Regions from separate parts of the Mus musculus genome. Here region 1 is linked to region 2. Evidence: chromatin loops called from intact Hi-C (ENCODE). Cell type or tissue: left cerebral cortex. All regions are shown on one strand. Links, peaks and the distances in the headings refer to the core of each region. The heading gives the core; the rest is flanking DNA.

What was found. A loop is a pair of places that touch in the nucleus more often than their neighbours do. Peaks named below come from ENCODE experiments on the same cell type or tissue, not always from the same donor. Only the 100,000 strongest peaks of a DNase experiment are listed, where the experiment ranks them.
Region 1: a loop joins it to region 2, with 2.7 times the contacts of the local background. A loop is called at or near these places in 9 of 42 quality-filtered maps.

Annotation. Positions count from the first base shown.
Region 1 is chr17:12,115,361-12,120,898 of GRCm38, forward strand. It overlaps Agpat4 (1-acylglycerol-3-phosphate O-acyltransferase 4 (lysophosphatidic acid acyltransferase, delta)), which reads left to right and starts at 3,924. Exons shown (of 9, transcript NM_026644.2): 1 at 3,924-4,055. In left cerebral cortex, for the core only: CTCF peaks have their summits at 2,268 (motif pointing left) and 5,110; DNase peaks (open chromatin) are centred at 2,957, 3,418, 3,881, 4,477 and 1 more place; H3K4me3 peaks cover 2,497 bases; H3K27ac peaks cover 1,900 bases.
Region 2 is chr17:12,049,168-12,054,705 of GRCm38, forward strand. Prkn (parkin RBR E3 ubiquitin protein ligase) reads left to right here. Exons shown (of 12, transcript NM_016694.4): 11 at 1,459-1,576. Among named protein-coding and RNA genes, the nearest start is that of Gm46604, 21 kb to the left of the region's middle. In left cerebral cortex, for the core only: no CTCF peak of the experiment used is centred there; no DNase peak of the experiment used is centred there.

The DNA of each region.
Region 1 (5,538 bases), core at 369-5,368, 66 kb after region 2:
ATTGGAGGAAATTTGTCACAGGGAGTTGGGCTTTGAGGTTTCAAAAGCCCAAGCCAGGCCCAGTGCTACTCTGCTTCCTATAGATCCAGATGTAGTTCTCAGCTACTACTCCAGCACCTCTCCTGCAAGCCAGCCTGCATCTCACCATGGTGACAATGGACTAAACCTCTGAACCTGTAAGCCAGCCCCAATTAAATGCTCTCCCTTGGTCATGGTCTCTTCATAGCAATAGAACACTGACTAAGACAGAAGCACTCACTACTCCTGCCGAGGACCTGAGCTCAATTCCAGCAGCCATGCATGCCAGACAACTCAAACCACCCAGTTCCTGCTCCAGGGGAACTTATGCTGTTGTGTGCATATGCTTACACAGATACATGCATGTACACACACACACACATATGTACACACAGAGATATATTCATACACACTCATACACATATACAGATATGTGCACAAACACACTCACACTGATACATCCACACACAGATACATCCACACATGCATTCACACATGTGTGCACACACAGGCATACTCACATAGATCCATGCACACAGAGACACAGATGCACACATACACTCATACATACATACACACACACACACACACACACACACACACACACAAAATCTTTTTTTAAAATACCCAGACAAAAGCTACTTAAGAAGGAAGGACTTACTTCTTTTACATAACATGTGTGGGGGGCTGTGGGGGGGGTGTAGTGTGTGGGGGGTGTTTTGCCCACATGCATGTATGTACTGGGTGCCCTCAGAGGCTAGAGGAGGGCTTTAGATCCCTTGCAACTGGTGGACAGTTTTCAACTACAAGCCACGGTACTTCTCACCACTATGATAATGAACTAAAGTCCTGACACTAAGCCATTTTGGGTGCTGAGAATCGACTCTGGAAGAGCAATCAGTGTTCTTGACTGATGAGGCATCTCTCCAGGTCCTGAGCATAAAACTTAAAAAAAAATTATTTTATATATACATTATAAAGGAACTGAAAGTTAATGTTATACACCATTGAATAATTAGCATGTCTGCACTTTGATAGTGACCGCGTACAAGAGGGAGGTGTCACACAAAAGCTCTAGTTGTTCTGGATTTTGGAAACTTTAGGATTTTTAGGTTAGGGATTGTCAGCCTGAATTGTCTTCTTTGCAATAATTCTTGCTGTCATGATGGAAATAGCGCCCCATCCCCCTTAGAGTCTGAAATGAAGGAAGAGACTCTGCTGACCACTCCGCCCTCTTCCCTTTGCCTGTTCTTTGACCAAGGTGGAGCCCCTATCCACTGGAGACCTTGTGTCCATGCAGTATCACGATTGTTTACACGTCTCTTTCCCTTCTGAGATTGAGTGCTACCCCATTTGTTTTTGTGGCTTGGATTCCCAAGAGATATTTGCTGAGCTGAACTGTTAGATTATGACAGAAATGTTTATAACCCTCTGTGAATATAGACACAGGAGGCAGAGTCTAATTGCGACTCTTAAATAAAACGCCTAGAATTCAACCCACCAATACCTTCCCATCCCTCAGATAGGTTTCTAAGATCATGAGCTCTTAGCAATATTGGCTAACAGACAAGGCCTTAGCAATAGTAAGGATCAGAATTGAATCGTAATAATGAAATAAAAACATTAAATATTGAGCTTGGGGCAAGAGCTGCAATTGTCAAATTTTTAATTTCCTGCTGTTTTTACCAAAATCACTCACTGTAACTATAATCAGTGTAATGTAAATTTATGGAAGACTCAGATATTATTGTTATTGTTTGTTTGTTTGTTTGTTTGTTTGTTTGTTTGTTTTTTGAGATGGTTTTTCTGTATAATCCTGGCTGTCCTGGAACTAGTTTGTTTGTTTTTTGAGATGGTTTTTCTGTACAATCCTGGCTGTCCTGGAACTAGCTCTGTAGATCAGGCTGGTCTGAAACTCAGAGATCCATCCACCTGTCTCTGCCTTCTGAGCGCTGAGACTCCAGGCATGTTCCACAACATCCAGCAACAAGTCTCAAATTCTAAAATTAAATTTCCACCCAAAATGCCACTATGAAAAAAAAATTAACTATCTGGAAAGTATTTTTGGAAAACTCATTGATTCCCGTCAACAATAAAATCACAAAATATGGGCTGGTGAGATGGCTCAGCGGTTAAGAGCACTGGCTACTCTTCCAAAGGTCCTGAGTTCAAATCCCAGCAACCACATGGTGGCTCACAACCATCTCTAATGAAATCTGATGCCCTCTTCTGGAGTGTGGAAGACAGCTACAGTGTACTCACATATAATAAATAAATAAATCTTAAAAAAAATAAATAAAATGGTATGGTCAATGTTTAAAAAAAGTCACAAAATATAACTTGAAAAGTTATAAGAGAGAATTTTACTGGGGAGAGGGGGTGCTGAGACCATTTCTCTATGTGGCCAGAGGGGATTGAATGTTCTAGAAGCTAGAGTTAACAAGAACAAGAACTTAAATATTACATTGGATTCCAAGAACAAAAATTCGGAGTAATTTATGTTATGTGTGTGTGTGTGTGTGTGTGTGTGTGTGTGTGTGTATATGCGTGCGCGCGTGTGTACTTATGTGAGTTTATGTGCACCACATTCATGCAGGTGCCCCTGGCCAACATCAGAGAGTGATGGATTCCGTAGAGTTAAAGGCAATTGTGAGCTGCCAGGTGCCTGAAACTGAACCCTGACTTATTCAAGAGCGGTAAGCACTCTTAAACCCGGAGCCACCTCATCTCTCCAGTACTTATAGGAAACTCTTTACTAACAACTTTTATAGCCCTTGCTAGCCGTTCAAGTTAATTTTTACACCCCACAAATGGGCTTTCGGTTTGGATTCTTCCTTATGCCCTCCACCCTCACTCCATTTGGCTTTGCTCCTCTCACATTCTAGATGATCTTCAGGATGTCAAAGTCCAAACCCTTTTCCTGCTTCTTGAGTACCTTCTTCTTGGCTCCTGTCTGCAGGGCAAGCTATTTGCCGTGCTTCTGCAGCCTGGAGGAGGAACTTCTCAGTACTGCTCGCGCTAGAAAGTAGAGCGACCACGGGGCATTCTTTCTGTAAATATGTAAACATCTGCGACAGTGTCTTGAACAGCCCGTATTTGAAGGGCACTTTAGGCACCCAGAGATTGAATTCACCTTTCCAGGAATGTCACAGACCTGGCCTTTGCGCACTTCCAACACCGCCCCCCCCCCGCCCCCTTAAAGTTTCAGGACTCTGTTCGGTTAATCTGCTCAGACCCTTGCTAACTTAACAAGAGTGTAAATGTCATGTGCATGTGTGTGTTGCCTGCTTGTGCGCACTAGCATGAGTAGGCAGTCCTGGCACCCGCTGGCACCCAGCTTTGGAAGGAGAGCATCCATCCACAGGAGCTCCGGGCATCCTAGGTCTGTTGGTCCTAGTCTCGGGAACGCTGGGCGTGATCTTGGAAGGGGCTTCCGGGCTGGCGGAGTGGTGGCCAGGAGAGGTGAGCAAGGCACTAGAGTGCGCGGGCTTCAGCTTTCATCCTGTTTTCCCCCCACCCCCACCCCCAAACGAAATGGCACAGGGGACTTGGGGCGTGGGGGGGGGGGCAATTTCCAGGGCAGGAGGCCGAGGTTTCTCAGGCTGTTTGCACGGGGATGCAACAGGGCTCTTGAGCTGGGCGAGTGGCGGCAGGCCACTGGGATGGCTTTGTTATCCACGCGGGTGACTACTCGATCCCAATCCCCATCTGGCTCCAACAGGAGGCCGAGCTGGACACTTCTTTACACTCATTGGAAGGAGAGGGTGACTCATGTTACACGGGGTCCGAGCTTCCCTCCCAGTAGCTGCTAAGTCGTAGCTTTAAAAGGAAGTGACATGGGTGGGGAGAGACGTCAGCCGAGGACCACCTTTTTTTCCCTTCCCGAAGGGTCCACCCCTTTGGGTGGAGTCTCGCTTTTTCTTTCCAGTGTTGGCTGACTTACAGCTTCTCTAAAGTAGAGGCAGTTTCTGAACCTCAGGCTCCTGCCTCGCAGTTCTGGCTTGTGAGCACCAATGCAAAGAACTGCCCGGAGCGAGGTAGGTGGTGTTGGTACGATTACCAGGCACCTTCTCCTGGGGTGTGGCGTGTGATGATCGGATGCCCTTCTCTGGCAGGGGTCCCTCTGCTCGGCTGGTTTCCTAGTACTTTGGAAGGGATAGGCTCGGAGCGGGATGCTGGTGGGGTTGGAGCGAATGATGCGGGGGTGGGGGTGGGGGCAGAGGGAGGAGCACCGGGGCTCCGCGACCACTGCTTTGTGCCAGATTGTGAGGAGCTTTCTGGGGGCTCTGCGAGCAGCCCTCCCAGGGTGGAAGCATTTTCTTGGCTACCGTGAAGGTGTAGCGATGGCTCCTGTTACATATACGGGCTCTCTTTTCGTGCAACACGTTCTTCTGTCTCTGGTGTTTCTATGACAACCACAAAAATATACTCCACAAAAATACAGTCCCAATCTAAATTGATTTATTTGTATTTCCTTCCTGGGCTTGGCCTGGCTGGGCCTCGCTGGAACGCAACGTGACTCTGTAGATACCCCCTCCTCTCGTTTTCATTTTGGTTTTTCCCTATCGCAGGAGGGCTGGGGGAGGGGAGTTGTCAAGGAAACAGGCATTTGTAATCACCGCTTTATTTACTTAAATTTAAGCTTCTGGGTTCTCCATCATATGTCGGGATTTTTAAAGGGAGTTCTTTTATGTTTTTGAAGCTTTCCAGTATTAAGGGCAGCTTTTAGAAACTTAACTAATTTCTTAAGACATGATATTGAACAAACTAAGAGGGGCAGGGGGATTTAACTCTTTATAGGAGGATACTGCATTGAAATAAAGTGTTGCAAAGTACCTGATAATTCACACTGGTAAATATGTTATCAGCTGTTCAGGCTCACCCACAAGTCTAAACATGTATAAAACGAGTCTTGGCTCTATTCTGAACTTCATTTAGCCACAAATCAAAGTTCAGTTAGCATAAGAAATGCTAACTACCCAGCTGGGTCTCTAGGGTATTGTTCTGTGGTGCTCTCACCTGGATTACCCAGTGTTTACCCTCTAGTCTTTCCAAACCTGGCACGGATCTGCTCATCTGAAGTTATCACTCAGCATCTCCTACTGGGGGGAAAAAGTTATCTCAAGAGGAGGGAAACGTAGTGTGGATGTGTGCATGTGTGTCTCTGTATATCGGGGGTGGGTGGGTAAGGTTCCTTTTGAGAAAAACAATTAAGACTCCCAAGTTAGAGGTATGATATCCTTCTGGTGCAACGTAGGGAGGAAAAAACAAACCTTCAGAAGAAAACTAAGACACGAGAGGAAATTATCACCTACCCAGTAATAAGCAGAGGTGGACAAAACTTGATACAAATAATTCATTGCTTAGAAGGCAGGCCCATTAGTGGTTTTGGGTGCTGCTTATATTCAGTACCTCTGAAGCAAGCCTGATAATGGACCCTCTTCTAATGTGCATGCCCAGTACCAGAATTCCTTCCTTATTGGTACCAATATAGAGTCCTGTATTACTGAGATTATCTGT
Region 2 (5,538 bases), core at 365-5,364:
TCACAGGGGAAGGGTGGGGGGGGGGCATGCTAAGCCTCAGCTTCTGATCATAGGCAACCAAGTACTTCTTATGTCACCTCTGCTGGCAGGGGACAGGCCCCAGCAGGGCGTGCCTCTCAAGCCCAGTGTCTCACTGCTGGAAACTTGCCAATGAGTATCTGTGCATGGGGCTGGCAGCCTTCAGGTCTGTAAGATTGTTGCATTTAGTTAGCACCAATGCTACCGAGTAGCCCTGGAAATATTTCTCTTTAACCATTATTCAGGTTAATAAAATGACTCACGTGTTTGTATTAAAGAAAAAGATAAATAAATAAATGCCATAGAGGTCAAGGTGGAGTGACTCTATTTGGAGTAACATTTTGAGATACAGTTCCAGATCACAACACTTTCATACTAAAAACAAAAACGACCAGCTCTGTCTCTACGAGGGCCAGCCAGTTCTTGAAGTAAGCGGAAAGTGAACGGGCATCTGACCGACTCGGCAGGTGCGGAATGAAGCACCCATCCGATCTGCTCCTCTGGAGTCCCTTCTCCAGCTGAGGATGGCCTAGTCGGTTTTCAACAGGATTGGGTGTTCAACATACGCATTTTGGGGCATGGGGAAGGCAGTCACCCCATTGCAGGCAGCTAAGAGTCAAGGATGATCTATCTGGTCCTTGATAACATGAATGTGATAGCAAAGGCATCGAGGCTTCTGATATTATAGACCCTGAAGGACCTGAAGTTATCAGCCAATGACACATGCCATGTGCTCATTGTAAGGAGCATGTGACATGGCCCCCCAGCACGCAGCACCCCGTGTTTTATATTTCCATCTGAGAGAACTCAGAGAGAATGAGGAGTCCTGACCAATGTCTTACATCTGAGTGGATTTGAACCCAGGCAGCATCTTGCAAAGCCCAAGGTCCTAATTTCTGCTGTCACCAACTCCTGGAAGCCCTTGCTTTCTCTCCCCTGCCTTCTAGGATAGCACCCACTTAGCAGGGTCAAGAAAGAAGCAGAAGAAAATGCAAGGGGGAGTTGAGAAGTGAAGACTGTAGAATCCCAGGCTCCCCCGCTTACATAACAGTGTCCAGCCTCCGTCAGTGCCTCCGAGATGACAGCCAATGTGTTCACTTCACTCTCAAGAGGCACGTGGAAGTGTTTATCACTTGCCTACAGATTAAGCACTTGCTACATATTATTTATTACAATCACATAAAATTCTCAGAGCAGAGAGCTCCATGCCTATAAAATTGAGCAATCTTTTCTGAGCCATAAGCATATGCCATGTGCCAAAACCATGGTGCCCACACATGCCCAGTGGCTGTCCGGCACTTGTCAAACAAGTTAATATTTGAGCTTGCCCAAAGGCACGTTCATTTCTGAGAAGTGTCTTCACTTCTCTTTAAGGAACACAGACTTCAATCCGGATAATGAAGTCTTAAGCCTAAGTTTCTTCTGTCTCTTCCAACCCAGGCCTACAGGGTGGACAAAAGAGCCGCTGAGCAAGCTCGCTGGGAGGAGGCCTCCAAGGAAACCATCAAGAAGACCACCAAGCCTTGTCCTCGCTGCAACGTGCCAATTGAAAAAAACGGTGAGTGTAAGCCGAGGCAAGAGCCAGGATAGTGCTGAGGCCTCCTGCATGGGGGCCTCGGGTGGCAGTCAGGACTTCTGGGAGGGTGCACAGCCTGAGGCCATCTAGGTAGAGTGTGAGCACCTATACTCCAGCATGAAAAGTCTCAACCTCCTGAACCCACATCCCGCTCAAACTAACCTGGTTTCTTCGCAGACATTTGGGATGCTCTCTCGTGCTGCATGCTGTGAAGCAGGCCGCAGTAGCAGTTTCCAAGGTGGTTTCTATGGGGATGAAATTTACCCTTAGGCTGGAAGCCGAGGTGGTGGTAAATGAAACTTTCTGGTGAGATGGTGGCCAGCAGTGGGTGACATCATCAGGCCTCAGTCCAGGGCCAGTGAAGAGAGAAGGCACACAAGATACACTGGTGACCCTTCTTACAAATGACATCTGGCACTAGGCATCCGATGAGTTATCCACTGTTATAGCAACACTAAAGCCCAATGTCCACACAGAGTGTCCTCCACTGAAAGTCCAGACTGAGGGTTGCCATGTCAACTCCACTGGTTAGATGATGCTGTCTACATGTCACCTCATGGAGAATAAGAACAAAAAATGACTAATTTGTGAGGTATGCTCGCTTAGTGCTTCTCCTGAGTCCTTGGCTACTCCTCACAGGTCATTTGAGGACACTGTTACTAGGGTCAACATTCCAAGCATGAATCCACACAGTAAAGCATTTCAAACTCTCTCTCTCTGGTAAAGAAAAGGGGTTAGATTTATTTAACCAGCTTTTCTGGGGAACTTTTAGCTGTGAACACCTCCTCCTCTCCCCAGCCCTGCATGCACACACATGCGTGCACACACACACACACACACACACACACACACACACACACACACGCCCATCACTCTCGTTAATATCCCTGAAAACTGGAGCTTGCTTTGGTTCTTGTGTCCCTGCTGCAGGGGAGGCAAAGCCATAAATGACATAGGTGCCCAGCTCCTCCATTCAAATGTCAACACTACCGGGCTTTGGAAAGGGACTTTCTCTTATACCTCCCAGCAAATCTTCTGTGACTTTTGAGAATTTAAAACAACTATTTGGTAGTATCTCTATGAAACAAAATGAGGGCTGTCCAAGTTTTCTAGAATGTTCCATTTTGCAGTCAACAGACTCAAGAGCGTGTATGTTCCTGTTCAGATGGTTCCTCTTAAGCCCAGGCATTGTCCCTCCAGGACTGTCCCTTCCTGCCTGGTGCAGCCACAACTACTGCCCTCAATAATCCTGAAGCCACATGGAAACCCCAGAGAGCTTAGACTGAAAGATGTGTCCCTCACACCTCCTGCATTCATGGGCCAGAGGCCTTGGCTCTCCGAGAAACTGGGGAACAGCTCAGATCTATCATGATCTGTCTCTGATTGCCGTGTCCTTAAAGTACAGCTTGGAGTCCCCTTGAGCGTGGAGGAGAATTGCCAAGTATGCTTTTGAGACTACAGACTACTGACCCTCCAACCAGACCCAACCACCTGTATTTTCAAGCCTGTGCCAAGGTCTCCCAGAAGACTCGGGGGCTATGCTTGCAAGGCCTGTGCACTGACAAGCATCCTTCAGAGCACACAGCTATGCACAGCACCTCTCCCTCCCCCCAACCCCCACAGTCCACAGCAAATATCATGCAAAGGACATTTGAAAGAAGAACCAGGCACCTGCATCATTTAAGGACACTGCCTTTCCTGGAGCAGAGGCACAAGAACCAAAGTGAGTGCTACACCCTGAGAGCTACTGCTGCTGCAAAACACAGCTCTTCCTCCAAAGGGGACAATAGAGAGTTGTTTCTGAGCCAAATGTGAGTTGCCATAATATGGAACACAGATCTGAGTTGCCCCGAACAATATGTCCCACTCTGGGGGAGACTATGCAAACTTTTAGATTCGTTGAACAAGGACAAAAGATTCAGAAGTCCGTGCTTTTATTTACCAGGTAGATCTCCAGGGGCAGCCTTAGCTTGAGGGCCGGGAGAAGCTGGAGAGGTACCAAGTTCACCAGCACGGTCTGCTCTGAAAGTTTTGCCTGACAGACTCGAAGCGCTTACGTCGGGTGCAGAAACTGTGATAAGAGACTGTTAAGCGGCTCAAGAAAGCCACTTTGGCTCTCAATCTGTAGCATTCCACCGCCCCACATTCATGAAGTGAAGTCAAGAATTCTGCAGGATCTGTACCGCAAAGGGGGGACTTTTCAGAGACCATAAGTCTGTGCCACCAAGGAGACCATTCTGGCGCCCCTAGAGGCTCCACCTTGCTTACCCTGAGAATCAGTGCCCTCATACCTCCTGTGGCCACGCGCGGGACTACTGTGCCACCATCTTAATTTTTTCCTTTATTGTTGTCAGTGTGTTGCTTTGACTTTGGGAGGATTCTGGGAATCAGTCCCTTCCATTCTGTTCCCTGTATTTGTTTGGCTCTAGAGGGCTTCATGCGTGGTCTGCGCTGCGGTTTGCGGAGCGGAGTAGAAGTTGGGCTTTGTTCTACTTGGGTTCCACCCCCCTTCAACCTTTGTCAGCAGTGTTTCTCGCACTGGGAGCCTGGAAACCTATCATGGTCTCTGAGCATCTATCTCACCCTCCGGGACACATGGGTTTGCCATGGGTTTGCAGGGACCATGGGTTAGCCTTGCACAAAGCTAGGGCGAAGGCTGAATAACACGATGCCCATGTCCCCCGGCACCGTTCTCCTTCTGATCACACACCAATCTGCATCAAGCACTCCAGCCTCTTAAGACTTTATCAATACCAGCAGGAGTGTGCTGGTGCTGCTGAGTGGCAGGAACGGGCTCAGCTCAACCCCAGACCCTAACTCTCACCAGTTGGTCTCCTGGGAAAGGAACTAACTCACCTGGTGACTCACTGTTTCTTTGCATGTTGGAACATTGCAAAGGCCACACCTCCTAATAGCCCCACTCCCTGGGCCAAGCATATTCAAACCACCACATTACACTCCTTGGACCCCATAGGCTTGTTCAAACACATGAGTTTATGGGAGCCATGTTTAGCCATAGTATAATGCAAAATTCATTTAGTCTGACTTCCAAAGTCCCATACTCTATAGCAATCTCAACAATGTTAAAAGTCCAAAGTCTCTCCTGAAATTCATGCAATCTCTTAACTATAACCGCTTAAGAAATCAAAATCAAAAAGCAGATCACACACCTTCAACTCACCATTCATATTGAAGAAACACTGCACCAAAGCAAAACAAAAAACCAGCTGGGCAAACTCCAAACTCACCGTCTCCACATCCAGTCTCAAAGCACTCTTCAGATCTCCAACCCCTTTCATCCCTGTTGACTGCTGTTGGCACATCTGGCATTCAGCAGCAACAAGCTTCATTCTCTTGGGCTGGTTCCACTCCCTGTTAGCAGCTCTCCTTGGCAGGTATCCCATGGCTCTGACATCTTGAACATCTTGAGGTATCTAAGGCAACTTCAACTTTACAGCGTGTTGTTCCAATGTCTGGCATTCACATGTGATCTGAGCTCCTCCAAAGGGTGTGGGTCACTTCTCCAGCTCTGCCCTCTGTAGCATTCTAGGCTCTGGTTGACTCTACTCCATTGCTGCTGCTGTTCTTGGTGGTGACATCTCCAATTTGCTGGAGTCCTCTGCTGCTACTAGGCTTCGCCAATAGCTTCTCATAGGCTCTCTTCATGGTGCGAAGCCTCACCTTCTTTCTTTGCATGACCCCTTCAGTTCTGGGATGTCAACTGCAACTGAGGCTGCACCTTCACTAATGGCCTTCTATGCCTTCTCACAGTGTCAAACCTCAGCTGCTCTTCGTGACCTCTTCATGTCTACAAAATCAGTACCACTTGGGTGATTATTACACATTACCAATTCCAGTTGCAGCATGAGGTACAACCTTGACTATCTCTGGAACATGGCTTCTTTGTGATCTTAGAAAGCACTTCCCAGAAGATTTCACCTCAG